Linked DNA regions of Mus musculus: regions 2 and 3 are each linked to region 1. Evidence: chromatin loops called from intact Hi-C (ENCODE). Cell type or tissue: left cerebral cortex. All regions are shown on one strand. Region 1 overlaps Magi1 (membrane associated guanylate kinase, WW and PDZ domain containing 1). Region 2 overlaps Magi1 (membrane associated guanylate kinase, WW and PDZ domain containing 1). Region 3 overlaps Magi1 (membrane associated guanylate kinase, WW and PDZ domain containing 1).

The links. Hi-C counts contacts between places; a loop is a spot of excess contacts. Peaks named below come from ENCODE experiments on the same cell type or tissue, not always from the same donor. Only the 100,000 strongest peaks of a DNase experiment are listed, where the experiment ranks them.
Region 2: a loop joins it to region 1, with 4 times the contacts of the local background. A loop is called at or near these places in 4 of 42 quality-filtered maps.
Region 3: a loop joins it to region 1, with 2.2 times the contacts of the local background. A loop is called at or near these places in 2 of 42 quality-filtered maps.

Annotation. Positions count from the first base shown.
Region 1 is chr6:93,840,081-93,848,080 of GRCm38, forward strand. All of the region lies in intron 2 of Magi1 (membrane associated guanylate kinase, WW and PDZ domain containing 1), which reads right to left. Among named protein-coding and RNA genes, the nearest start is that of Gm22840, 47 kb to the right of the region's middle. In left cerebral cortex, no CTCF peak of the experiment used is centred here; DNase peaks (open chromatin) are centred at 4,698, 5,239 and 5,613.
Region 2 is chr6:93,908,880-93,916,879 of GRCm38, forward strand. The region is part of intron 2 of Magi1 (membrane associated guanylate kinase, WW and PDZ domain containing 1); the gene reads right to left. Among named protein-coding and RNA genes, the nearest start is that of Gm22840, 22 kb to the left of the region's middle. In left cerebral cortex, a CTCF peak has its summit at 3,682; DNase peaks (open chromatin) are centred at 1,252, 3,457, 3,676, 4,146 and 1 more place; H3K4me3 peaks cover 2,761 bases; H3K27ac peaks cover 2,201 bases.
Region 3 is chr6:93,781,672-93,789,671 of GRCm38, forward strand. Magi1 (membrane associated guanylate kinase, WW and PDZ domain containing 1) reads right to left here. Exons shown (of 24, transcript NM_001029850.4): 5 at 3,774-3,975. Among named protein-coding and RNA genes, the nearest start is that of Gm23035, 8.1 kb to the right of the region's middle. In left cerebral cortex, a CTCF peak has its summit at 938; DNase peaks (open chromatin) are centred at 1,477, 4,507, 4,515, 4,710 and 2 more places; H3K27ac peaks cover 935 bases.

The DNA of each region.
Region 1 (8,000 bases):
ACTTGTCAGGTGTTTGTGACCACTGTTATCCATGGTAGGCTGCACTTTGCCCTGCGCTATATCCCCAAACTGCTCTGCAAGGGCATACAGCACAGTGCAAGAATAGAATCCCACCAGCCTCGTTATGAGTTGAATGCAGCTTCTCTAAGGTTCTATTCCCACCCCCCTCCCTACCTCCTAGGAAAACAGATGCTAAGTATCATGCATTTGGTTTGCTATGAGAACAGAATGGCTTAGTGTCCTATGAAGTAAGTACCCAACAGTGCCAGGCTCATACGTAAGGCCATTTGTGATGGTTCTTCTGAATCAATTCTGAGCATTAGCTGAATCTGTCTTCTTATGCTAAATCCAGGAATCACACACATCTCTAAGAAAATATATCAACTTATCTGTTCCAATGCAGACCCATGGTCACACGTGGATATGACGAAGAAAGTCAAGTCTGTTGTCACGGTTGATAGCTGAACAACCTTGCCTGTTATCCAACAACCTACATGGCATGTCCACTTAGAACCCTATGAGCATCGTAGAGTCAATATGGAGCATGCTGAAGACACCATCATTGGGGGCTGGGGGGAGTTGGGAGAAGGATAAACAGAAACCCTCTTCACTGTGTTTGGTTCTATGACTTGTAAACTATTCCAAAGTCAAAGCTGTAATAGTGATTGATAATAGCAGCTATTACAACTTAGCTTAGTATTATGTTGCTTTATAATAATAATAATAATAAAATTAATATGACACTCCAGCCCTACAGTGCAGATGTCCAAGGTTATGTGGCTAGAAACTGGAGGAGCCAGGATTCAAAGCCAGCAATATAGTCTTAAGGCTTTGCTCTTCAGGCTATTTTCTGGTATGAACGCACACTTCAGCAGTTGTGTGGAGTGGTTCATTTACTGCTTTGTGTCCAATGTCCTGGCCACTCCTCACTGTCTGACCTACCAACCACCCCAGTGCTCTGCCACTAGCAACTCCCATGAGTCTGCATATGCTCCTCCCTGTACCCCAGAACTCAGAAACCTAGGATTCTATTTAAGGTTTCAATAGTTTCTCATTTTGAGGACTTTAAAATTTCTAACAGTGGGGGTGGCAAGATGAAGGTGTTTGCTACCGAGCTAAAACCTGAATTCAAATCCTGGGCCTCACATGGTAGAAAGAAAGAACTGGCTTAACAACTTATCTACTTGTGCCCTGGCATGCACAAGTTTTTTTTAAAAAGGATAATGCATGATAAATTTAAAGAATGAAATAAAAGCAACACCATACCAGTGCCTCGCCAAGACGTCTGACCTCACTCTCGCTTTGCTCTCAGGCTTCCTTTCTAGAAGCAGTGGCCTTGAACACATCCAAAGCTTCACACCTGTTGCTTGTGGCCTGGACTTTTAATGCCATCTTCCCATCCCTTCTTAGCAAGGACTTTAATTCCCAGAGCTATGTCAAACACTGGAACAGAAACTACAGAGTCCAGGCATCTAACCAAAAACACCTATGCACAAGTATTAGGCATGTCTTTCAGGGAAAAATCCTTTGGCAGAGAAAGTATTCAGTTTTCTACCTCTTCCATATGAGAATGGCTCCTGTGGAAACATGGAGGCTCAGACTTGAGTCACAAGATTTAAAAAAAAAAAAGCAAGGCAGGGCTAGTAGCTTAGGGATGGAGTCCTAGATGAGCACGTGCAAAGCCCTGGGTTTGAACCTCAACACGGCATGCTGCAGGTGTGGTGGTACACATCTGTAATTCTCTTCAGGAGGTGGAGGCATCAGTATCAGGGGTTTAATGTCATCCTCACCTACATAGCAAAGCTTAGGATACAAGAGAGCTAGGAAGGAAATGAGAGGATGCAAAGCAGTAAGTGAGAACTAGCCAATGGCGTGGAGGCAATGGCGAGTCAGAGAAGGCATCTATGTTCAGGTGACCATGACCCTACCTGAAGGGTCAGCTCGGGGCTACTTGGTCTATGAGAGAAGAGTCTGGGTACTGCTACCCTGGTCAAGGTCCATTAATTTGGGTTCTCTCCCCTTTTCCTGACAGACAGGTTCCTGTATGGCTGCCTGTTTTTCATTGGTCTGTCTCCCCTCTATAGTATCACAATGGTGTTTACGGTTCAGCAGGCAGCACTGCCCCCTCCCAGGCTCTCTACATGTCTGTACATTTCCTTTGCAGCATGTGGTAGCACAGACAACTATTTTTATGTCTCCTTCCACTGAAAGGTAAACTTAGGTTGGGGATTGAGAGGCCCTTTCCACAGTGCTTAGAATAGACTCTGGCACACAGAGACTGTCTTTTTTGTGGCTGGTTTTGTATTTATTTCAAATTAGTGGACTTAATTCAGCCCACAAGGAACTGAGGACCTAACTGAGGAGAGACACTACAGAGGGCGCTGAAGAAACAGTGATAAGAGGGGGTGATGTCAATGTTCCGTGGCCCAGAGGCTGCACAGGGGCAATACTGCTTTCCAAGCTTAAAGCAAGTGTGCAGCGTCCAAGGAGGGAGCCGTATGTTAATAGAAGCATGCTTAGATGCTCAGACACTTTTCTTTTTTGTTTCTTTCTTTTTTTTTTTTTTCCGTTTTGTTTTTCGAGACAGGTTTTCTCTGTATAGCCCTGGCTGTCCAGGAACTCACTTTGTAGACCAGACTGGTCTCGAACTCAGAAATCCACCTGCCTCTGCCTCCGGAGTGCTGGGATTAAAGGCGTGCGCCACCACACCTGGCTGCAGACACTAATTCTAAAGTTATTTTCATTGTTTGTACCTACTATATACCAGACTACAATAGCTTTTCAGTGTTTCTACTATCATACAATATTAACAAATTTCAAAATGCAATTTCAAAGTATCATTAAATGTCTACTTCTTAGAAAACCATGTCACCACAGCATCATTCTCTCAAAAATATATTTTAAAATTCAATGTGTCTAAGAGCATAACATGTAAGACTCTTCAGAAAGCCCACAGAAAGGGACATGTGTACGCAGGTCTTTTAACAAGACCAAATGTTCCCTCAAAATGCTCCTAAAGACATCTCTATCAAAGTATTCTCAGAGCATTGATTGAGGAATTTTCCATGTAGTTACGACCATTTCTTGGTTTAGTATCACTAAAGATAGATCACTGAAAATGAAACCTGAAACCTTTGATGACACCACCCCAAGTATAAGACCCATCCAACCCAACCCTGCCCACAGGACCTACAATCGCCATGATACTTACATTGCTTTTGCTAATTTATTACTTTGACTATGAAGAACATTCACAGTCGGCCACCAGCTTAGAAGTGGTTCTCTAGCCACAGCCAAACCTTGAGATCACTGAAGCCTGGCAGCATCACTGAAAGTTACCCAACCTCCCTAAGCCAGAATTGCTCGGCCGAGCTGCCCCTAGACTCCAGGCCCTAGGAATCTGATGATAACCAACAACAACTGTTTTTAAAACACACAAAAAGCACCATCCTACTCACAGATTGTGTTATGCCATAGGATACACCAAAAAGGGTCAATTTAATAAACTATTGAGGGGGATGCCTCCATGATGTACTTGTCACGTGAGCATGAAAATCTGACTTTCTATCTCCAGCACCATTTAAAGTTGGGCACAGTGATGCATGTCTATATCTCCAGTACTAGAAAAGCTGAAGACAGGAAGATGGCTGGAGCTTGCTGGCCCTCCGTCTAGGAAAATCAGTGGGCTCCATTTAGCGAGAGACCCTGACTTAAAAAGTAAGCTGGAGGGCCAGCCTAATAGGAAAAGGTGCTCACAGCCAAGCCTGACAGACTGAACTTGACCCGTGGGACCCACATGGTAGAAGAAGAGAACAAAGTCTTACAAGTTGTCCTCTGGCTTTCATCCATACACTGTGACATGGACACACCCGTTTACATGCAGAATGGAGAGCAAATGAGGAAGACATCTGCCATTGACCTGTAGCTTCCACTTGTGTGTGCACAAGGGAACCTCCCCAAACATACATACACCACCTGTACAGACAATAAGACATTTGAGATAGAGCTAGAGACATGGCTTAGTGCTTAAAATCACTGGCTGTTCTTCCAGAGGACCTGGGTTCAATTCTCAGCACCCACATGGCAGTTCACAACTGTCTGTAACTCCTGTTCCAAGGGATTCCACACCAGCACACAGACATACACACACATGGAACACCAATGCACGTAAGACAATAAATAAGTAAATAAATACATAAAATTATTTTAAAAGACATCTGAAACAATAACTTAGAGTGTAGTTTTAATAAGGCTGCAGTTAGAAACTGGCCTGAGCTATGTGACCTCTGCAAGTGCCCCTAGAGTCAGTCTCTTGAGAATGAGCAGGATAAATACAGGAGATGAGGACATTAGTTCACAGTGTTGGGAGCACTGGCACACAGTAGAACCTCAGCAAATGTTCACCGTGCTGTTTCTGAGATTGATGAAAATGGCCAGTATGTACCAGGCTTTGAATCCATGTCTGGCCGCCTCCAAAACTCAGTCGTCTTATTTCGCTGCATCTTACCCAACGTCTTTAATCCTAGTCACTGGGGAGTCATCTGCTGGAGGCTTCTTCAGCTCTCATGTTTAAGATTTGGAAACTGCAAATCTAGGCCTCTAGGATTGAGTCTGCTGAGCCTGAGCACCACAGCCAGGAATTTGTGCAACAGAAGATAAAAACTGAATGGAGGGGAAGTGCACACTCGTGTGTGTGTGTGTGTGTGTGTGTGTGTGTGTGTGTGTGTGTTGTTGGGAGTGAGGGGGACCGCAAAGCACCATATGGCCCTGCAATTAGGGAGGAAGAAGATTGCCAAGGGCAAAAATAACCCTGGCAAAATTGAATACGGCTGGCAGAAGTCAGCCCAGGCCAACTCCTTCCCCATGCGTTCTCACTCCCCAGGGGATGTTACTGTCATTTCTTCCCATGAATTTGAAAAGGATTTGAAAGATGAAAATAAGTCTGATGATAGTGGATATTTCTAATAACAGGTCATTAAAACAATTTTCTCCCTTCCTAAAAGCCTGTGAACGAAGAGCTCTTCAAAGGAAACATCTTCCCAGGAGAAGATCATTGTTAACTTTGAAGATGTATAAGGACCCCCTTCTCCCATCTGAGAAGGATGTCAGGTGAACGCCCATATCTGAAGGACTCGTCTGGCTGCGTGAAGCCAGTGACAGAAGCAGTAGGTGGAGGCTTCACAAGCTCTGTGTGGGAAGTTTTACTCAAGGAAAAGAACTAGGGACAGACTCAATGGCATTCCCTGAAGTATGCAAGTATTTTTAACTGGAGGGAAAAACAGCCTCATGACCCACCCTCCCAATCTGGAAAGACTTCCAGTGTCCCCTCCCTCTGTGTCCAATGGAATGAAACTGTCAATGACAGTCAAACGCAGGCACTCACTCAGCAGGAAGCTATTTTATGCATTGAAGATTGAGTGGGTGAAACAAGGATAGAAAAAGAAAAACCAAAGTCTGCATTTGGCAAAATGAAAATTAATATTTCTTAAAATAGCTATCAGTTAGGTAATCACTTGTCTTAATTATGACACCTCAAGATTTCTTTTCGTGACAGCTTCTAGTCAAAATCACCCTGATTGCTGCTGCTTTGGTTAAACAGCAGCTGAGGAAGGTGGCTTAGATCCAAGGAGCATGTGGGATTTTTGAAGAATACACACTGAGTGCTAGAATTGTACCCATTTGGTGAGATACTCACAGTAAGGCGGGGGGGGGGGGGGAGGTGGAGGAGCACGTTGAAAAGAAACAGAAAAGCTAACCATTGCCTGAAGTCCCATTGAGGGTCCTGAGAGCTCTGCACCCCCAAGAAAGGCACCTCAATAGTAAGGACTGTGGTGTTTGGGGTCTCCCTTCACCTTTTAGCAAGCAGATAGAGCTGGTTTTGTATCTGTTATATACACACTTATACTAGCATTAGAGATTATTGTTGTTATTCTAATTGTTTCTCCTGTAAAATCTGTGAAGGTGGATATTCCTACCACTCAGCACTTTCTGAACACCATGATGTCAGGGTCATATTGGATAAAATGATAGGAAAAGTGCTTGTATCACTTAAAGTCCCTCATCAACACAGGATATGGTCTAAGGCCCTGAGAAATGACTAAAATTATTATGATAAAGTCTAATGTCTCAATTAGACAATAAATATTAATACTTATATTAATATAATAAAAATCAATAATGGATAGTAATGAAATAGAATATTTATAATATGTAAATGAGGTCTCGTTCAAAAGGTTTTACTCTGGTGTAGAATCCTAGAACCTCTGGGGTTGTAGGAATCTTTTATTAAGCCAATAATATTTACCCACTTGAAAGAAACACATTAGGGCTTCTCTTTGTCATACCCAGTTGTCAGCACCGTTATTACCATCTTTGGGGCCACTACTAAGTAAAGTGACCATTCTTTTACAAGCACTAAAGTGCTATTCACAGTAAGTCTAACACTCGAGCTATGAAGGGACTAACTGGTGCATATGGCATACAGCATGGATATACTGGACTAAGAGATGATTATATGGTAGCTGGGACAAAGCATGACAAAGGGAGACTTCAGAGCATGCTACTCAGGGGACATGTGACTTGTTATGTCTGGAATCTTCCATATATTTCACTCTTTGGGTAACTACAAGAAAGCAGGATCCTCTCTCCAGGGGATCTACAAAAAAAATGACAATGAGATGACTGGCTTCTTCACAACCATTACAAAGACGGGGGAATCAAAAGGCTCTGGGTGTTTACAAAAGAAGCCCATCCCTTGAAAAGTGTAGGCAGGGATGTGCATCACACATAAAGCACCTCACTCTAGTTTCCATGATCTGGAACCCTGCAACCAGCTCCCAGACCATGAGGGCCCACATCAGCCTGACCCTGTCCAGCACCATCTCTCCTCTAGTCAGAGTGTTCTGGAGTGACCACAAGACCCAGATAATTGGGCTGGATTTGATAGCAGGATGTGAGTTGTAATCACTGCGAAAAAGAAACTTGTGGTTAAAGGACTGGGGCATAGAGCTGCTAAAAACAACGCATTCCCACCAAAGCTGGGCTTATGACATCAACACATCAGAAGACAGAACAGAGACCCTGGGATAAACCCCTAATGTGCTCTGGCCACTGAGATCTGGCCAATGCCTGCGCTATTTTTGCTCTTACCAAGTATCCAGTGAGTTTTCTTTTCTACCACCAGAATGAATTGGTATTCGGGGTGTTGCTGAGGAGAGCACAGGAGTGGCGTCCTCTGTCTCTACACAATGAACCACAACCCACATTCTCTAACCTTAGGTGCAGATGTTATGCATTTAAACCCAGGTGTTGTCTGGGTTGTATGAGGCAGGACAGGAAGACAACGAAAACTTAGGGACAAGGGAAAGAAGCCCCTCACTCTGGAGTCTAGATGAGGTCTCAAATAGGGGGTACCTTTGAATCGAATTCTACTCCTGTTTGGGCTAGAAACCTATATCTGAGAATCTCCCTATGATTTCATTTATTGAAGAGGGAGAAGAAAAAAAGAAAAAGACAAAAAGAAAAAGTGGGAGAATAGCTGGAAGATGGGAGAGAGAGAAAAAAATGAAGTTTCTTAGAAATGCTCCTAACAATGTAATTTCAGAAGCTACCCAAATGGTACATACATTTTTGGCCCTATTGCCAAGGTATTTAAATCAGTGCTGTCTCTGTCTGTCTCTGAGCCTTAAACTTGCAATGCTGTTAAACAAAGTTGAACTTGAACTGCTAATTCTTCTGCCTCCATCAGCCAAGTGCTAGGTTACATGGTTACATGCCTCTCCCATCATGGCCAGCTGTTAGGCTCTCTTTTGAGAACCGAAAGCCATGTCTTGGTGTCTACATACTGCCCTTCACCAAGGTACATCTCTCCTGCTCTAATGTCTGCATCAAATCCATGCTAGATTCCAGCCTTGCTTCACACTGAGTCATTCTGAAATTCTTCTCTGTGATGAAGCCAGGAATCCTGGCTTCACCAAAGTAGAAGCCTCTAAAGAAAGCCC
Region 2 (8,000 bases), 69 kb after region 1:
AATGTCAATAATGATGTAAAGGTCCACAAAGCCATAAAGAGAAGTAGCAAAGGTTTACATACACCCAGGTGCTAAGCATCATTAAAAAGAGCTAAATTTTTGCCGACTAGCCTCCCTTTCAGGGCCCTATCTATACTTAGTATTTCTAAAGCAACACTCTTTGGCATTGTTCCACAATTAATTAGAAAATTATGGCACTTACTCCTTTTAGGCAAGTTATTTCATATAGCTGTTGTCAAATTTGTAGGTTCACGTGGCTCTAATCTTACTGTGGAACAGAAATACACCCCACACAATAATTTAGCATCACCTTGAAGATCAGCTAAACTCTGAGCAGAAAGCTAAGTGCCTTTTTTTTTAATTTCATAAATATGGGATCCACTATCTAGTGTGCAGAAAGAACATGCATCTTTAAAAACAAGGGATCCTGTGCCCACCTTTCTCTACTTTTGAAGTGATTTTTCAAGTACTGGCAAAAGCAACAGCACTCTAGGACTCAGATCGAACTTCAAAATGACTGCTCAGGGTTCCTGGTGCATTCACTGCCCACATGGTTACTCCAGGCTTGGCACTCAGAACTAAGAGCCAGAAAGGAAAGCAGCAAACCCTCCACAAACAAAGAATTCCAGAGAATAGAAGTTTATCCAGAAGGACTTTTCCTCCTTTCCCATTCACATCAGGCAATCACGAACATTGAAGAGGTTTGAGTCTAGTGGGTCATTTTCAAGCCCGGGGTCTCTTTTTACTTTCATGTTTTTGGATCCTTTCAAACATCATATTAAATGTCAAACAACATTTTCCCATTGATTTTATGCCCGAATCTAATAGTCTGTTGAAACTTTAAAGGTGCCAATCTCCTTGGGGGAAAAAAAAAAAAAAAGAATCAAAATGAGTAACCAGAGGCCAAGACCTGTATAGGAAGAATAAACCAAGCCAAGCCAAACCAAACCAAATCAAACCAAACCAAACCAAGTATCTACATGGCATGGCACACAGTCATCAACTCAGCAGACCCTTGGAGCAAATGGAACAAGAGTCACTTTCATTAGTATAGACCCAGAGTCAGGTAAGTTGCCAAAGAGAATGGACACACTGCAGTACTTGGGAGGGACTGGTTAGCCATAATTCCCCCAGTTGTGGGCATTCCTGACACTGTGTAGATGTGCTGGAGACCAAAAATGGCAGAAACTGCTGAAGATCCAGAACAAGATATCTGGAGCATGTGTTCATAACACTTCAGAAGACCGGAAGCCAAGCAGAGGAGAGACCCTGTCACACAGGCTTCTGCTGCGTTCCCAAATCAGTGACTGGCATTGCTGCCTTCCTTCTCAGAAATGCTATGACAGTTTGTCTGGTGCCAGAGGGTGTCAGTATGACGGCGAGGATGTGCTTACATTCAAATATTTGGGGACTGATTATCAACATAATTCTTTAAAGGAGAAAATAAACAGGCTGTGGGAATAATGGTTACCAAATGAACTGGATTTTGCCTAAAAACTACGATTGCAAAGGGAAAAAAAAATTGTTTTTTGAATGGAGAGTTGTCCTCCACTCTGCTTTCTCTGGTATTCTCTCCTCTATAGTCATTATTACCTTGGGGAACTCTTTCCCATTTAGGGCTAAATCTACTCCCTGTGGAAAGGCTAAGAAGCTCACATTAGAAAAGACACACTGAGCTACATACTTTGCGGTACATGTATGTCATGAAACAGGCCATCTCCTTTGCTGTTTCCTTAACAGCTTTAAAGACACTGCCTAGGTGCCAAGAGAAAGTACAACTTTCTATTTGTTTATTCATTCTGGTAACTGGTACTAATACATCAGGGCTTGACTCTGTGAATATAAAGGTTTTCTTCTTTCTTCCTCTGCTTTCTCCCTTCTTACACTTCCATGTGCATGACAAGACTGAAGCGGAGTACGTTCCTGATGCACATCGGCTACAGCCATGATTTCTTTTGTACCAAATACTCATGGACTATGTATTATTTCATGTGTCAAAAGGCCCATCTACAGCGGTGTATCACAGAAACTGTCTCAGTGGTGAATACATCCACTGGATGGTTGCTCCAGTGGACACACCCTGGGTTGTACATGAAAACTCTAGTCTTCTAGGGAAAAGTTCTGTAACAAACACAACTGCCCCCTGCTTTCTGCTCAACAAGGACCAGCAGGTAAACCTCAAGCCTATTCAGTGAAAACAAAACCAAACCCACCACCACCATCACCACCACCACCAACAACAACAACCACAAAAACCAGGCCAATTTCACCTCTGTAGTAAAAACACAAGAGAGGCAGATACAGTATCAAACATTTTCTTCAAGGCATTGCCATAGAAACACAACTTGAAATTTGCAGCTTGAGAAACTACAGAGGGACGTGAAGAAGGAAGGCTCTAACGTTTGACTTGGTGGGGTCCAGAGGGGCTGGGGAGTCAAAGGTGGGCCTCAGCCACAATCCCTTCCTCCTGCTCCATCCTCTTTCCCCTACCCTACCCTCCCAGCCTCAGAGGGGAAAGAGGGCCAGGGGCAAAGGCAGCTCCTGTTCTCTCAGCTGAGGGATGGAGGAATCAAGACAGTGTTGATAGCATTAATCTGCTCAGGCTTTCAGCAGCAGGCAAACTCATAGACAAGTGGGGAGCTCGGCCTCGCTGACTAGGGGCTGTGCAAGTTCAATCATGAAAAGAATCTGAACATGTCCCCCCCCAAGGCAGGATTTGAAGTTCTGGTAAAACACCAGTTTTCAGAAGGCACTGGCCTCATGGGTGATACAATGAAAGCCTTTCTCAACCAAATCATTTCCCCCAGAACCAAAATGCAATGTTAGTGTATGTTAAAATGTGCATAGCTTTATACATATGTAATATATATGGATATATTGTATATAAACCCATGGTTAAATATTTTCAAAATAAGAGTCACACTCCCCTTCCTCTACAGACACTTTCAGTTTTCATCTGAACCTCCAATGAACACGTTTGAACCTTTTGAAAACACTGAATAGGTTCTGGTCAAGAGTAGTTAAAAACAAGCATGCCAGCAAACAACAAAGCCAGCGAGGGTTATCTGAGCAGTGCACAGTCCTAACTAAAAAGCCTCCTAAATGATTCTCACTGGATAGGCACCGTCAACTCTTGGAGAGAGAAAGGGCCTATTCCTAATCCGTACAAATAAACAACACAGACCCTCAAGCCATTTAGTTCGGACACAAATCCACTCCCTTTGTGTGGAAGGCCAACTCTGGGGATGAGACAGCCCCCTTGCACACTTCACTGCCCCCTGCTACTCGGTCAGACAGACTCCGAGTTTGAGAAGAGGGAAGAAGGTACACCCTCCTGTCTCTTTAAAGAAATAAAGATACCAGTCTTCCAGGATTGGTCCATTAAGAACCAGCCAGGGAGAACAACCTTCCAGCTCCCAAGCACTTACAAACCAGACTCCAGATTCCTCTATTTACTGATGCCCACAGACAAGCATACCTTACCTAGACAAGACAGTGTTCTCACAAACACATGTTAATCTCCAGGAAGCAAACCTAAGAAGCCTTCTGCATGTACATCCCCCCTTTAAAAGTGGGGGAGAGGAGAGAGGGATGGTGGTCCTTTTCCTCTTTATTTTCTGGAGAGCTTGTGAAGCTCTCTCAAAGTGCAAAGGCATTTGCCCACTACCGCCAGGAGAAGCAGTCGCTGTCTCCCCGCCTACTCCAGCCTGGGCGCCGGAACAATGCAGCAACATGCATTTACCAACACCTGCTGGAGCCTATTAATATGCACGGGGGCCTAAGGCTTTCCCCCTCCCCTTCCCCTGCCCTCCACACTGAGCAGGCTTTCATCTCCTCCTTTACCATCCATCAGGAACTCGTTTCGGTGGCCCCCCTCCCCCGCCCACCCCCAGTCCCCATTCAGCAAAGCCTGGGGGCCGCCCCTCGCTCTGGCTCCCCAAACCCAGGCTGACTAGCACACTTTGGAATGCACTTCATTAAAATTTAGCTGCCCGATTCCAACCTGCAATGCGGAGGAGGCAATACAAAGCGCACGCCACACTTCCTCCAGCATCCCCTTCAAAAGCCCCATTGTTCGCCAGGCATCTGCTCTGGAGCCCAGCCTCTCCCTACCCACTGACCTCTGATTTTTTTTTTTTTTCTCCCTTCCCTGCTTCTCCTCCCACCCTGCCCAGCCAAACGGGGCCTGCCTGCCCGTTGAATTAAAACGCAGCCTCAGCCATCTGGCCCTCCCAAGCTGGCCCACAGTCTCCCCTCCTCCCTGGTCCACACACCACACATGGCATCTTCACCTCCATGGATGTTCCCACAACCCAAGCGCAAACCTCCGGTGGCAGGCGCTCCGGTCACAGCCTGCCTGATCCCAGCCTTCTTCCAGTGGCCGAGCGTTCGAATCCAGAGGTGGGCAGGGGTTGGCCTGGGAAGATCATGGACTTGTACTTGCCTGCAAAAGCCCAGCCAATCGCCAAGATTAATCCTTCCTTTTGTGCGCCTGAAAGAGCCTCCCACCACGCTGGTCTTCGGCTCCGCAGCGGCTGTAAGGAGAGGCGGGGGTGGGGAGTGGGATCTGAACCCCTTCCTAAGCTAGCTAGGGGCTCCTTGGCCACCTGACCACTGAGTGGGTTTTCCAGGGCACAGGCTCTGGCTGGAGGAGCAGCTGATGTGCGAGAAGGGAGAGAAGATGCTCAAGCTTGCGCCTTTTATATCACTGGCGACATTTCTAACACATGACAACAATTTCCATCTGTATTTAAGCCGGGAGTGTGAAAAAAGCGCATTACATCACAGAGCCCGGGTTCTCAGAGGCTGCCGGATATCTAGGCCAGGGGGGATTAGGGCTGCACCTGTGAAGGGGGCGGGAGGGGGCGGGACCCAGCTAGCTCCCCTACCAGGACATGTCAAGTCCCCACCACCCGATTGGTCCTGGGGAGCTCTTGGCCAAGGAAAGGCGGGAAATCGGGTTGCCCCATTTGCTAAGGACTAGCAGCTGAGTGGACAGATGGGTGAGGGCTTGAGGGTATGGTAAGGAAAGGTGGGTGAGTCTCAAGAATGGGGACAAGAGCCTCCCAAGTCCCCTCGGCCTCTCTCCTAACTTTGAAAGAAATTTCATAGAAATAATTCTTATATTTGAAATAACTGTTTTCATGAAGTTAAAGATGATGGAGAAGCTGAGAATGAGACTTTGAAGGATTCCCCTTCAAGCAGCTGATTAGAAAAAAAAAATAAAATAAAGGTAGAATCCCATTTAGAACCAAACACTTGAGGTTTACCACCTCGTATTCAAACTTACTTTTTAGCGTGTGTCTGTGTGTGTCTTAGGCACGCACGCGCGCGCGCGCGCGCACACACACACACACACACACACACACACACACACACACACACAGATCTTTGTGAAGTGCCTTCTTCAGTCATTTCTGTAGATTAATTTTTGAGGCAGGGTCTACCACTAACCTGAAGTTCAATGTGAGTCCAGCTAGACTAACTAACTGGCCAGCAAGCCCCTTGGGGATGCCCTTATCTCTGCCTTCTAGGCACTGGGATTAAAACTGCATACTGCTGCAGCTGGCTTTGAAAGGGAGCCGGGGATCTCAGGTTCTCCTGCTTGTGCAGCAAACCCTTTACTAAGTCATCTCCCTACCCCTCAAACTCAGGGCTTTGATCCCAGCCCTATGCCCAGGTCAGCATCCTCACCTCAGCTCCAGGAGTGGGAAACAGTGCTGTAAGACTTCTGGAGAGTAAACATTCCCTATTGGCAGTGGCCACACTACAGGGCTTGCCTTTGACCCACCACCTGTATTTCCCCAGCTCCACGGTCACATGTAAGGGACTGTCGAGAATTAAGTACTAAAGAATGGACAGGAGACAAGGGAATCTAAAACTTTCAGATGAACAATGATGGGGAACCATAGATGGAGAGGTCCAAAGCCAACAGAGAGCAAAGCATTTGAAAGCTGGGGGAGAGAAAGGTTTAGAGGGCAGTCTACAGGTCAGATAACTAGAAAACAGAACTTTCCCTAGGACACAGGATCAACTACATGTCAGAGCAGATGAAAAAAATTTACTAAGCAGGAACCTGTCGCTGTGCATTGGGAAATGTGATCTTTTGTTCCTTGAACAATCCAAGGCATGACAAGATTTCACTGCTTTTTTGTTTTCCAGCCAGGGTTTCTCTGTGCAGCTTATGCTTTGGCCACCATGGCAGGCTCAAGTCTGCATTTCTAGCACTCCTCTTCCTATGGGCACTTAGAGTTCTAAGACTCCACACTGGAGTGTGCCCCAAGTCCATCTCTCCTTGTTCTGCTTTTGAGCATCTGTGAACTGTGCTAAGAACTTTTTGTACATTATTCTCACATGATAATAGTCATTGTTGTGTGTATGAATGGATGAGTTCACATGTGTGCACATGTATGTGTGTGCATGTGAGGCCACAAGTCAGTGTCAGGTGTCACCTTTATCACCATTTCTGTTAAAATTTTTACACATGGGAAAACAGATAAGCAAAGTTTCTCTATGGTCCATCCATAGGAAAAAGTGTTACTGTATATCATGCTGTTACTGTTCACTACAATCACTTACTAAGCATCTCTAGTAATTTTTGTTGTTTGGTTGCTTTTTGTTTGTTTATTTGTTTGTTTGTTTTTTGAGACAGGCTGCATAGCTCTGGCTGTCCTGGAACTCACTATATAGAAGAGGCTGACCTCAAATTCAATCTGCCAGAATAAGTGAGATGCTTTTGGGTTTGTTTGTTTGTTTTTTAAAGCTTCATTCCAGATTCCTGCCTACTGCATTGGCAGGTAAGGTCTTAGGAGCTGAATGCAAAGAATCAGTTTACATTTTCATTTTGAGGGAAATAATGAAGTTTAGCGAATCCTCTTCTTATCAACCTTGTACCTAATGTGTGTAAGCGCTGACATCACTCTCTGTCATCACACAGACAGGGATCACATAAAACTCTCGAAGGCCTTCAGCCACAATTTCACGCTGAAACTAAAATTTGTATTTTATTAGTTTTCCATAAGAAAATGGTTGTGCAGTACAAATTAAATTGCTCTGTTGAAATGAAGTGACATAGAGCCTGCACCAGAGGGAACAAAACTACTGAATGTCCTCTTCCTGAAATAAGGAAGGAACTTTCGAGCAGTCAGATTCATGGACAGCTTTCCAGTTTGCAAAAGAGTGAGAAAAGCAGACCTCATTTGGATGGAAAATATCCCTAACGATAACAATAATTTTGTAATCATATACTACTCCCTCCTACCTCCTCCCGATTTCCCTACCCACCCAGCTGAATAAGTGAATGAGAGAGACAGACAGACAGACAGACAGACAGACAGACAGGAAAATAAAAATGATTTTCAATTAGTGTAAGGCCAGGCTTCTCTATGTATAGAGAAATGCAAAGAGGCCATGGAAATCTGCTCAGGTTTTATCAGAGAGCACACTCTCAATTTCACAAATCCAGGCTCTCAGAGGTCAAATGGTCTCCAGCAAAAGTAAGGAAAGATGACCATAACCTGTCTTTAAAAAAAAAAATCATTCCTGAAACATATACAAGTTAAGAACCAATGACTCCTTCATTCATCACGGGCTATAATTCACTCATTACTATGTGATTTCTAGACCCAAGGGCCAGTCAGACAGGATCTTCAGTTCAAAGTAACAGGGAAGTGTAGTTCTACTACCAGCATTTTAACAAACCGAGAAAAGGCCAAAGGATTTAGTTCTGAACATCCCCAAAGCAAACTCTATGGCCATTTTAGAGTGCAGGTTGGTTTTAGGGTGGGGTCTGGCACCAAGCAAGTGCAGTAGCAACTCTGCCTCTTTCTCATGTGACTAATGGCAAACAGCTTGACCTGGCAACACCTCTACTTTCTCTCCTGCCCCATAAGGCAGGTGGGTATAATGACTAGGTAGGAGGATTCAGACCATGGTAAATGCCTGGTACAGAGAGTGCTATCTCTTTAATCACATTAGCTACCCTCTAGGCATTGATCTGC
Region 3 (8,000 bases), 58 kb before region 1:
AAGAAATTTATCTTGTCTGTCAACTAACCAATCAATCATTATCTATTGTGGTACTGTGAATTAAAAGTAGGTCCTAACACATACTAGGCAAATGTCCTAACACGGAGCTATAACCCAAAGCCCTTATTATTTTGCAAGAGGGTATTAAATATGTTGCTAAGATGCCAGGCGTGGTGATGCACGCCTTTAATCCCAGCACTCCGGAGGCAGAGGCAGGCGGATTTCTGAGTTCGAGGCCAACCTGGTCTACAAAGTGAGTTCTAGGACAGCCAGGGCTATACAGAGAAACCCTGTCTCAAAAAACAAAAACAAACAATCAAAAAAAACCCAAAAAAAACAAAAACCAACAACAACCCCCACAAACAAATAAACAAACAAACAAAAAATGTCGCTAAGGAAGGCCTTTGAAATCTTGTTATTCCAGCCAAATAAATGGGTGGATTATAGGCTTTTGACAGCCCAGGTCCTGCTAAGAAGTGACTGTTTTATAAACTTGAATATTCAAAGTATTATATTACAAAACTATAGATGTCACTTAAACCTACTTTAACTGGCTTATCTTGTAACTGCTTCAGAGAAGAATAGTTGGTTGTCGGTGGGCCTTATGTCATTTTCAATGATACTAGATAGGGAAGGACATCCTTGTTATCCTGTCCCACCCCACCCCCCACCTCCCATTTGGGGAGGTTCATTCCAGCTACTTTCCAGGCTGCACCTGATACTGATGAAGCTGGAATGGAATAGAATCTCATTATTGTTGCAAAGTAGGGCCTCCACCTGTGGGCTCTACTACAGGACAATGATGGGAATCCTGACTCTCCTCTAAGCCTCTCTGGACAACACTCTAGAAGGCAAACAGTAGCTTGCTCCTCCCCGGGTAGAAGGGAAACCCACACTCTCCTCTAACAGTCCTACGGTATTTATACAGGGGAAGGACAGGTGGCACTGTTTCCATCTTTAAGGCAAGTCTTTCCAAGAGTACCCTGGCAGGCAGGTTTGGCTCCCATTAGACTACTAAGGGGTCATATCTAGGTTCCCTCTTGACCCTGGCTGATGGGGGAAAGGGGAAGAAACTGGCATGCTGTTCTTTCTGGGGTACAGGAGCTGCTCACCAAAAGCTGTCTGGCTTATATGATTCCCAGCCCTTCTCTAGTCATTGAGCTAGAGAAAGCAGGCTTGCATCAGGACCATCTGGCTGTCTCTCTGCTAGTGTTTCTAGAGAAAGCAGGCTTGCATCAGGACCATCTGGCTGTCTCTCTGCTAGTGTTTCTAGAGAAAGCAGGCTTGCATCAGGACCATCTGTCTATCTCTTTGCTAGTGTTTCTAGAGAAAGCAGGCTTGCATCAGGACCGTCTGGCTGTCTCTCTGCTAGTGTTTCTAGAGAAAGCAGGCTTGCATCAGGACCGTCTGTCTATCTCTCTGCTAGTGTTTCTAGAGAAAGCAGGCTTGCATCAGGACCGTCTGGCTGTCTCTCTGCTAGTGTTTCTAGAGAAAGCAGGCTTGCATCAGGACCATCTGTCTATCTCTCTGCTAGTGTTTCTAGAGAAAGCAGGCTTACATCAGGACCGTCTGGCTGTCTCTCTGCTAGTGTTTCTGGGTTGCCAGTTCCTTTTGCTCAAAGCCTGGGATAACTGAACTAAAAAGAAAGCTCCATATTCCTTTGCTGGCACGCTTGAGACAGCCTGCTCACTGGCTCCTCTCAGTCCTCCACGCCAGTTTGCTACACAATGCATGAGGTTTCTAGGTCTATGTTTTGTCTTTAGTGGTCATCTTTATAGTATTTTAGATTTTCTGCAAACTGCAAACAAAACCAATCTAGTATTTATATTTTTCTAAATCTAAAAAACACGCATTCATTAGATTCATATCTAATTTAACTTGCCATTCAATGCAAGATACTCTAAGTTCATTTCCGAATGAAAAGACCGCTGAAAGTTTAGGGGTGCGTGTGTGTGCGTGTGTGTATGTATGTATGTATGTATAAAATTTAGGTTAGCATATAAATTGCAAGTATGTATGAATGTTTATACATATAAGTGAACATGTATGTATGTATGTATGTATGTATGTATGTGCTAGGGATCAAATATAGCCTTCATATATACAAGGGAGGAGCTCTACCATTAAACTATATCTCTAACCTTAAATGAAGTATACAGCTAATACGCCACAATTTTTGAGATTAGAGCGATAAAGGCCAAAGCTATGTTAACTTACAAAGAGGACAGAGTATGTACTTCAGCCAACTGTAGTATGGGGCTGACTTTTCATACACTGTTAGAATATTGAACTTATTTTTCTAAAACTTATCAACTCAGTCCTTGGCAAAATTATTGGCAGATTCTTTTCCAGGAATGTCTATTTCACACATTATTTGGTACTGGGAACATCTCTATTATATATTCCTTTGTTTGGCATAATTCTAGTTAATGGACATAGTTTCAAAGGCAATTTGCTATGGAATCTCACTATGAATGTTTGAACTTAAATGTGGTATCCAGTTTTCTTTGAGCAATGTTGAAATTCATGCATGTGATGAATGTGGTAGGAACGGAAGCAGTGATGCTAAATGTTACCGATCCAGGCACGTTAAGCAGCACTCTCCCCAACCCTCAGGAAACGTGGGTACCATCCATCAAAACCTTTTACAGATAAGGGAGAGGGCCGAAGAAGCAAGGATCCCAGGTCACACAGCTGAGAAGTGGAGAACACAAAGCACTGACCACTGTGCCTTCTATGCTGCTGTGTTTAATAAGCATCCACTATTAACAAGAACCAGGCAGAGCCGTGGGTGTCTCTGCCCTCTGGCTGGAGAATACCAGAGCTCCCCCCATGCCTCGCAAACTTCTTCCCAGCTGGGTTTCAAAAGTGACTGTTCTGAGCCTCTAGCTTTCTTTCTCACGCCCACGTGCTTAGGAAAATTTAGGAAAATGAATAATTTTAATTTTTAATTGCCCTTTTTCTAATAACAAAATATATGACATCTATGAAATTTTAAAACTCACAGAAATGTATAGTACAGTTAGAACACAGAACCTTCACTTAGACGCATGAATGCATTTTAGAAAGTTGAAGTGCTTTAAATATTCTTTGGCAATGCTTCCTTTTGCTGATTCAATTAATAGGGCATTTATGTGAGGATAATACATCTATCTATATTTTGTTTATGTACTGGGAATACAATTAGAACATTATACTACTGCTCTAATAGAATAATTGACCACCCATCCATCTGTGATCTATAAAAAAATAGTACATGCTGTGGAAAGCAGAGTCTTGCTACACCACAGTGGCACAAAACACAAAGGGGAAAAAACATAGTCCACATCAGTCAAATTAAAAGCTCCTGGACTTTGAAAAGCAATGTAGAGTCACACTTGAGAAAAATCGCAATTACAATAAATTATGTCCAGAATGGATGAAGAAGCCTGAAAACTAAGGAGTAAGAAAACTAAAGACTTGTTAAGAAAAACATGCCAACAATTTATCATTTTAATGGCTAAATAGAATAGTTATTTATTATAATTATATAGCAAGATCCAGTTGTCTTACCCCTTCAAGAAATTATAGATCTTATGCTTCCTAAAACCTTTTCACACTGAATAATTAAGAATGATATGGATGAAAACTGTTTTTATGAGAAGCCTGTTTAATGTCGGAGAAGAATAATGTGGGCGTGGGATCAGTTTCCTCAGGCTTAACTGATATGCAGAGCAGGAACGGGAAGGGACAGAGAGAAGGGCATTTTCAGTAGAGAAAATGGTATACATTACTCTATGAAATAGACTTCTCCATTTTCAGTATAGGCCATCTCCCAGTTTTCAGGTAGAGGACCTAAATTATCCTCTGCAGAAAGAGGTAGGTACTGAGGGAACTTCTGAGAAGGGTCCGTGATGGGAGCAGCGAGGATGCTACTATTCACAGGCGGGAGCGTTGCTTCTTGGAGAGTGTGCTCGTCCTGGTCTCCAGAGTCGGCTGCGTCAGGCACAGGGAGAGAGAAAAACAAGTACAGAACTGTTCAACAACACAGCACAAGCCTGGGAAACACACACGAATACATCTGTGTTCTTTCCCCACACTCATTTGTGATCCTAGATTCTGTTAACAGATATTAATTATGCATAATAAAGCCCTGCGTTATGTCATCTCCGCACATGTGTATAATATGTTTGCATTATATTAACTCACTACCCTATTTTATACCCTCTCATCTTCTCTTCGCATGTAGCCTGCCTTCTATTTTACTCTTGCATCTTCTAGTGACCCATGAGTTTCTCATTGCGCTGCTTATAGAAACTTACGAATGCATTGCCAATGACAGTGTCATTGAAGAAAGTGCCTCTGTCTCCTCTAATCAACCAGTAATTATGTATAAATCATCATGGGGTGTGGGACTTTGTGAGCCACTTCCTCTTTCATAGCAGCCCACTGCCAAGCCCAATCTTACAGAGACCTTGAACATGTAATCAGGGATGCTGGGATGAAGGCTGCACCAGTGATGTCATGCCTAGTTGTTAGAGTTCCACACTACTTTCCAGCTTTCTGAGCTCTTACATTCTTTCATTCCTTCCTCTGCAATATTTTCTGAGCCTCAGTGAGGGTGTTAGAGATGACTTACCAATAGGTAGGCATTTAATCATTATGAAATTCCTGTACTGTGTATCTCTGATGAATGCAGTTGCAAAAATTCTCAATAAAACACTTGCAAACCGAATTCTAGAACCCGTCAAAAAGAGCTTTCATCCTGTTCAAGTTGGCTTTATTCCAGAAATGGTTGGGAGATGATTCAGTCAGTAGGTGTAATGTGCCACCATTAATAGACTCAGACAGAAATCACTTGACCATTTTAAGAGAAGAAGAAAGAGAAGGAGAAGAAGGAGGAAGAGGAAGAAGAAGAGGAGGAGGAGGAGGAGGAGGACCCCCATCCCTACCCCCACCAATCCAGCATCTACATTTTTTTTTAAAACAGACCTTATCTTTTCCTAATTGCTGGTTATCAGCTATGGCTTCTGCTTCACTTGGATAAACAGAAGGAATCAGAGTGACTAGCATGGCTGGTGATACAGTTGAGCAGCAGAGCATAGGCTTGTCACATGCAGGGGCTTGGTTCAATATCTAGCACAAAAGGATCCGCCCAAACAAAACAAAAATAGCAAAACTTAAAATATCTTGAAGATATCAAAGAAGAAACCAATGTATCAACTGGAACCCTAAAGGTTCTATTCCAAGATGTCCTCAAACTGAGCTCAACTCTCATTCCATAAATTTATCCAGTTTCCCAATTTGGGGGAGGGTAGGGAGTGGAGGTCAGGGGAGCTCAAATTGAACATACAGGCACAGTGGTATTTTTGTGTAAGCTTTTAGAAGACTTTTGATAGATACCAGGAAAGATCAAATACTGACAAATTTGGAAAGAATATGAAAGTTTAGAATATGAAGACTCACTGGCATACAGTGAGTCAGAACTGAGACTCCTTTGGGAAACTAAAGAGACTATTCTTGTGAAAACCAAGACAGTTACCTCAGAATGGTTATCATGTGGGTGGATCTTAAAGGAAGGTTCTCAGTGAACGTGTCTCCCTTGCCTCTGTATTAACCAGAAACATCAAGGATGATGCCATCCAAACACCCATAACCAGCCCTGCTGACATTCCTGCTGATGTTTTTATAGAGGATGGTGAGATTGGATGTCAAACTTCATGGGGATTCGACATAGAATAACCAGGACAGTCATTTTCTGTCTCCCACGTCATCCCTCTGTAGACATTTCTGAGTCTAGGAGAGATGGTCTGAGAATCGGAGATAAAACATAGATTCTCACGTCGTCTGATGAACGGCTGGTGAAGTCAACACCCCAGAAGGAAGGTTCTCCAAAAGGTGGATGGCAGAAGGCCAAGCCTACAAAAGATGAGCAGTTCTGCCAGAGCCTAGCACCACTAACTAGGCCATCTATAGGACTTCTCTGGCCAACATCTCCCACCTCTTATTTTGGTGACATCATTCAGGCTCCTGTATGGAGGCCATTCTTGGTCTAGGTGGTCCAGATAGAAACAGACAAACCCATTTGTGGTTCCCATTTACACTTTTGGATTTAGGGAGATTCTCTCATTTCTGCCTTTTCTATTGCTTCAGGCACTCGTAAATGTTGCAAGGCTAAACATGAAGGTCGGGTGTCTTAAATTACATTTCTATTGCTATCATAAAACACCAAAACCAAAAGCAACTTTGGGGAGGAAAAGGTTTATTTGTGCTTTCTATTGTAATCTATCAGAGGGAAATTAGACCAGGAACTCAAAGCAGAAATCTGGAGACAGGAACTGGCTGAGGGCATGGAGGAGTGCTGCTTACTGGCTTATTCCCCATGGTTTATTCGGCCTGCATGTGTGTGTGTGTGTGTGTGTATACACACACATGCAGGCTGAATGGTTATCATGTGGGTGGATACACACACACACACACACACACACACACACACACATACACACACACACATATATATATAAAGATATAACCCAGGATCACCTGCCCAGGAGTGGCACTGCCCCCAGACAGTTGGCCCTCACATACCAATTGTTAACCAAGAAAATGCACTACAGACTTGCCTACAAGCAAATCATACTGGAGTCATTTTCTTAACTTAAGAGTCCCTCTTCTTCAATGACTAGCTTGTGTCAAGCTAACATAAAACTAAGCAGCACATCAGGTGTACAAACTCTGGTAGAGCAACTGGCAGCTTGTTGATGCTGAGATAATCAGGTAGACAGACAGGTATTTACACTTGGTATGCCAGGGGCCATATGTCTTAGTAAGACCTACACAGAGAAGAGTAGAGAGGAAAGGTGGTGGACATTGCCTAAGATTCATGTCTGAAACCAGGGCTGTCCATCAGGCTACTCAACTGCTTCATTCCTTAAAATCACTTTCCTTCTTAAACCAATTCAAATCAAGTCTCACAACTTATATCTAAAAGTACAGGTTAATAGAAATCTAGAACAGAAAAGTCATCAAACAATACCAGAAATCATCTTGAAATTAATAGATATCAATATAAATTGAGTAATTAGCAAGAATAAAAAGACTCATCCTTAACTCCACAGAAGTCAACACACACTCATTTCTGACATTCTTCTGGAAGTTGAACTTCCCATGCAGAAATGTGCCCCAAGACCCCCAGACCTACTACTAAATACTAATATGGTTCCTTGCTACAAACAACAAGATTGAGGTATATATTTAAAGGGACTTTTTTTAAAGTACCAAATTGAAAAAGACTCAGTTCATACAAGAACCATGTTTCAGACAGTTCACCAAAGAATGTATGGACATAAAGTAAGGTAGCGGGTGAGTTCTTTAAAGTCTTAATTTTACTCCTATCAGTGACTTGAACTTAGCTCCTCAATCTTGAGCAGCCAAGACATACTCACTGATCTGTCTCTCCAGTCCCAAAAATTGCTTTCTTAATGTTTATGGGTTTCCAAATAATAGTGTACTTTGGCCAACAGTATAATTCTACCACCATTGAGTAGATAAGAAGTATTTACCCTGAGTGGCTCCTCGTAGCTCTGGAATTCAGGAACTGTTTGTTGAAGACTGTCCCACTACCCAGCGTTCGACCACCAGTCCTCTGATTAGTGTCTGCTCATTGCTGAGTGTCTGCTATCATCACATCAGAAAGAAGGTACAGGCTTTGGCCTCAGGATGCATGTGGCCATTATTCTATCTGGGGTCCCACTACAGACACTGAATGTTATACTGGCATCATTATGGGGTACAATTTCATTAAATGACCCAAGCAAAGGACAACAGCAATGTCGGATTATTTTTTAATGTCCTGGTGAGTATGCTCACATAGTACTTCTACATTTGGACGGGACTGCCATAAATTTAGCAAAGCCAGTCTAAAGCAGAGCTAGGACCTTATTGCGCTGTTGTTCAAGGGGCTGTTAGCTCAGTGTTGGTGGACTGCAAGTTAAAGAGGTAGACAGGGCAAAGTTATTTGG